Linked DNA regions of Homo sapiens: region 1 is linked to region 2. The links are chromatin loops, found by intact Hi-C in ENCODE. Cell type or tissue: Caco-2. All regions are shown on one strand.

The links. Peaks named below come from ENCODE experiments on the same cell type or tissue, not always from the same donor. Only the 100,000 strongest peaks of a DNase experiment are listed, where the experiment ranks them.
Region 1: it touches region 2 in a loop (5-fold over the local background); 2 of 110 quality-filtered maps call a loop at or near these places.

Annotation. Positions count from the first base shown.
Region 1 is chr12:49,261,504-49,264,003 of GRCh38, forward strand. It overlaps a transcript of TUBA1C not described here. Among named protein-coding and RNA genes, the nearest start is that of TUBA1C, 2.3 kb to the right of the region's middle. In Caco-2, a CTCF peak has its summit at 1,432 (motif pointing right); no DNase peak of the experiment used is centred here; H3K4me3 peaks cover 222 bases.
Region 2 is chr12:48,715,637-48,718,136 of GRCh38, forward strand. It overlaps CCNT1 (cyclin T1), which reads right to left and starts at 1,071. Exons shown (of 9, transcript NM_001240.4): 1 at 879-1,071. The coding sequence starts at 1,039. RefSeq lists enhancers at 836-1,115, 1,186-2,186, 1,586-1,825. In Caco-2, no CTCF peak of the experiment used is centred here; a DNase peak (open chromatin) is centred at 1,275; H3K4me3 peaks cover 2,009 bases.

The sequences.
Region 1 (2,500 bases), 550 kb after region 2:
TCAAGTCTCAGGACTTTATTTTCCACAGTTCCATAATAAATACCTTTGTAAAAACTCATTTATAAAAACTCTACCAAGGCACTATTGCAGTAGAAAACATTTTGTTATAAATTTCTACATAAGCACAAAATATTCCTACATCATTAATTGTATCATGTAATTTGTAACTGAACACAAACAAATACTTCAGCATTACTAGTATCTCAGCAAAGAAAACAGGAGTTAGGCTGAAAAAAAATAAGGTTCAGTTTTATCTGAATTCTTTTCTCTTTACTAATGTTTTGTGATGTTTTGTGAACATGCTATATGGTCATTTAAAGCCCAAGAAAGCTGCAGTAGGTATGCAACGCTTATTTCCCTAAAGCATTGTAAGATTACAACGAAAGCCCCATCTGTAATTATTTATCTAATGTTCTGGTGATTCTTCAGTCAAGATGTTGACTGAGGAAGCATGTTTTCTCCTTTGCTCATATTTGTAGAGCTCACATGAACCCCACAAACTTTGAGTCACACATCACAGAATGTTAGGGCTGTAAGGGCCTTACAGAGGATCCTGTCCAATCTCCTCATATTGCACATTCAAAACCTGGACCCTGAGGAGGGGAAATGTCCATCCAAAGTTATATATTAGCCAGGCGTGGTGGCTCACACCTGTGATTCCAGCACTTTGGGAGGCCAAGGCAGGAGGATTGCTTGAGCCTAGGAGTTCAAAACCAGCCTGGGAAATATAGTGGGACTTCATCTTTACAAAAAAAAAAAAAAGATTAGCCAGGCATGGTAGCACACACCTGTAGTCCCAGGTACTTGGGAGGCTGAGGCAAGAGGATTGCTTGAGCCCAAAAAGTCGAGGCTGCACCACTGCACTCCATCCAGGGTGACAGAGTGAGACCCTGTGTAAAAAAAAAAAAAAAAAAAAAAAGTTTTATAGCAAAAAAAAAAAAAAAGGCTGATCACTGAACCGTGTCTTCTGTCACCCTATTAATAATTTAGCATAGTCTGGGCAAACTGGCTCATGCCTGTAATCGCAGCATTTTGGGAGGCTGAGCCTGGTGGATCACCTGAGGTCAGGAGTTTGAAACCAGTCTGACCAACATGGTGAAACCCCATCTCTACTAAAAATACAAAAATTAGCTGGGCATGGTGGCACATGCCTGTAACCCCAGCTACTTGGGAGGCTGAGACAGGAGAATTGCTTGAACCTGGGAGGTGGAGGTTGCAGTGAGCTGACATCATGCCATTGCACTCCAGCCTGGGCAACAGAGCGAGACTCCATGTCAAAATAATAATAATAATTTAGCATATTTTTGGTGAATTCTGGAAACTGTCAACTGAAAAGTAAGTCCAGTTTCTGCCTCTCCTTACACTGTAATTTTTAGACTCATAAAGATCTGTTAACATAAAGGTTAAATGTTTAACTGTCTACCCAGGAAATTTTTCCCCAAAAAATTCCAGCAGAGGGCAGCAAATCTAAATATGGATCCCAATGCTTAAAATTAATTTAAAGTACAAGAGAATTACTCTTTTTTTTTTTTTTTTTTTTCTGAGACAGAGTCTCTGTCACTCAGGCTGGAGTACAGTGGCACGATCTCTGCTCACTGCAACCTCCACCTCCCAGGTTCAAGTAATTCTGCCTCAGCCTCCCGAGTAGTTGGGATTACAGGTGTGCACCACCATGCTCGACTAATTTTCACATTTTTTGGTAGACATGGGGTTTCACCGTGTTAGCCAGGCTGGTCTCAAACTTTTGACCTCAAGTGATCCGCCCGCCTCCCAAAGTGCCAGAATTACAGACTTGAGCCACTGCGCCAGGCCTGTTGGTTGTTTTTCTTCCCTATCCCACTCCCACTTCCCTATCTTCCCTATTCCCTCTCCATGAGGCAGAGCCATCAGTTTTGCTCACAAACATATTCCCTAAGCATCTCGGATACTGTGCTAAATATATCTGGGGAATGAATGAAAAAGTTGAAAAGCTCTACTAAGACTAAAATCTCTACACATATGTTCCACAAGGGCCATTTTGTATGTGTGAGTTGAAGTATATCTTGAACTCCTGACCTCAAGTGACCTGCCTGCCTCGGCCTCCCAAAGTGCTGGACTTACAGGCATGAGCCACCGTGCCCGGCCAGAAAATTCACTTTTGTTCCCTCAATATTTCCATAAACTCTGTATCTCCCAGAGATGGTCAAGGAATTCATGAGCTAAGATAACATGATAGAGTTGCAGAGAAACAAAAACAACAGAAATAAAAGGCGCTTCTGAGAAACCTTGGCAGAGATGGTCAGAGAGGCACATTTAGTATGACGCAGTACAAGTTAGTGTTGAAGGGTTTAATTCCTCGGAGCTCTACTTTCCTCATCTGTAAACTAGGGATAATAATTCATAGAGTTTGTCATATGGATGAAATGTGATCATGTGATATGAAAAGCCAACTACTCGGCCAGGCGCGGTGGCTCACGCCTGTATTCCCAGCACTTTGGGAGGCCGAGGCGGGCGGATCACG
Region 2 (2,500 bases):
TTTTTAGTAGAGACAGGGGTTTAATCATGTTGGCCAGGCTGGTCTCGAACTCCTGACCTCAGGTGATCCACCCGCCTCGGCCTCCCAAAGTGCAGAGATTACAGGCGTGAGCCACCGCATCCAGCCGTTACCTCATTTTTGAAAATGAAATACATATCATCACTCTAAGTAAGTTAAGGACCCGGTATTTTGTAAACTATTTAAAACATTAGATTCGTGGGTATCCCCTACAAACGTAAACTAACATCTTTCCTCTGAAATTCTATAAAACAGTAGCTACTAACTGAGCATCTGAATGCAAAGCACTGTGCTGGACACAGAATCAAACACAAGAGGTATTATCCCATTTTATAGACAAGACGGCCAAAAATTTGAGAGGTCACTTAAACAGCTAGTAGATGAGGAATGGATTTTGGACCAAGGCTGAGGCATTAATTCTAGTCCACCCTTTATAACACTTTCAGGTACTGAATTTCTCGAAATTTACACACTAGGTTTGGGAGGCAGCCGTCAACAGAGAAACCTCTGCCAGACCTAGACCCCTAGGGCACAGCGGAAAATGAGAATCTTAACGTCACCAGAGCAGATCAGAACACAATGAAGACAGAGTTGGAAGGGCTGGTTAAAACACAAAGCCGGGAAGGATACGAATTCCCAGCAAGGCTGGCGGCACGGGTGAGCGAGCGGGAAATCAACTCTGCCTCGCTTCCCTAGCGCTAACTGAGTTTCAGCCCGCCCCATCGTGGGCTCTCCCAACTAGACATCCAGCTTCTGCCCACCTTCTTCCCCACTTTCGTCCCCCCCACAGAGCCTGAGACCCGGACGCCAGAGCATGGCGGGACCAACTCCAAGGCCGAAGGCCTAGGCCACAAGGATACACGTTAAGACGCTGCCCCATGTCCTGAAGCAGATTGGCCGCCTGCTGGCGATAAGAAAGTTCTTTATCTGGGTCCACGCCAAAACGACGGGATGGGCTATTTTCCAGCTGTTCTCGAGTGAAATACCACCGTTTGTTGTTGTTCTTCCTCTCTCCCTCCATAGTGCTTCAACCAGAAGGCAGCGGCGAAGGCTGCAGGCACTTCCCAGCGTCACCTAAGAGGCGACCCACATCCGCTGTGCGGGGGCAACTGCGACTTGACGAACTTCCGCTAAGCGTCGACCGCCGGGTTGTTACTTGCCTCCGTAGAGGAAGCAAAAGTCAAAGGACCTACTTCCGGAATGCACCTCGCTACACCCCGTAGCCGAGTTAACAGCCAATATGCGACCAGAAAAAACCTTGAGGCGAGGACGCAGGCGCGTCACGTGACCGTTGGGCGGTGGAGTGGGGTTAGAAGTTCTTTCTTAAAAACCGTGTATCTTCCCGCGAGAACCGGATTGAGCGTTGGCGCCCCGGGTCAGGCTGCGAGGCCGCAATTATAGTGGGATGGGGCGGCCGCCCACGCGCCGCTTGGCGGTTCTTACGAGAACTTTGTTTGTGACGGCAGTGGTGATGTAAAATGGGGCAGATGGGCCGGGCGCGGTGGTTCACGCCTGTAATCCCAGCACTTTGGGAGCCCGAAGCGGGCGGATCACGAGGTCAGGAGTTCGAGACCAGCCTGGCCAATATGGTGAAACCCCCGTCTCTACTAAAAATACAAAATTAGCCGGCGTGGTGTCGCGCGCCTGTAGTCCCAGCTACTCGGGAAGCTGAGGCAGGAGAATCGCTTGAACCCGGGAGGCGGAGATCGCAGTGAGCCGAGATCACGCCACTGCACCCCAGCCTCCAGCCTGGGTGAGAAAGCGAGACTCCGTCTCAAAAAAATAAAATAAGTAAAAATGTGGCAGATGAACTTGAAAGAGAAAGTAGGTGAGGCTGTCAGAAACTGAAAAACAGAATCAAATGGTGGGGCTCTTTCGTATATCGGAGCATAAAGCAACTAGAAGGCTGTTACATTGTTGGTAGCAATGTAAAATGCGACAACCCATTTGGAGAGGTCGCTTTAATGTGTAGCCAAAGGCATGAAAACATTCTCACGTTGTTCGCCAGTGATCCAACTTAAAGGAATAAAATGAAATTAATAACATTAATTAAGAGCTTACATGTCCCAGGCACAATACTGACTTAAATATACTGTTTCATTTATTCAGCACAACTCTAAGAGGTAATTTTTAAGTACGTTTGCGAATGGGTGAACTAAAACTGCCCCTTGAGTGTGGAAAGCCTCCACCACTACCCCTCACTTGCACAGATTAGCAAGTTCTTGCCCTCTGTCAAAATATTTCCCAGCTCCTTTGCCGGGCGCGGTGGCTCAAGCCTATAATCCCAGCACTTTGGGAGGCCAAGGCGGGTGGATCACCTGAAGTCGGGAGTTCGAGACCAGCCTGGCCAACATGGTGAAACCTCATCTCTACTGAAAATACAAAAATTAGCCAGGCGTGGTGGCGCACGCCTGTACTCCCAGCTACTCGGGAGGCTGAGGCAGGAGAATCATTTGAACCCGGGAGGCAGAAGTTGCAGTGG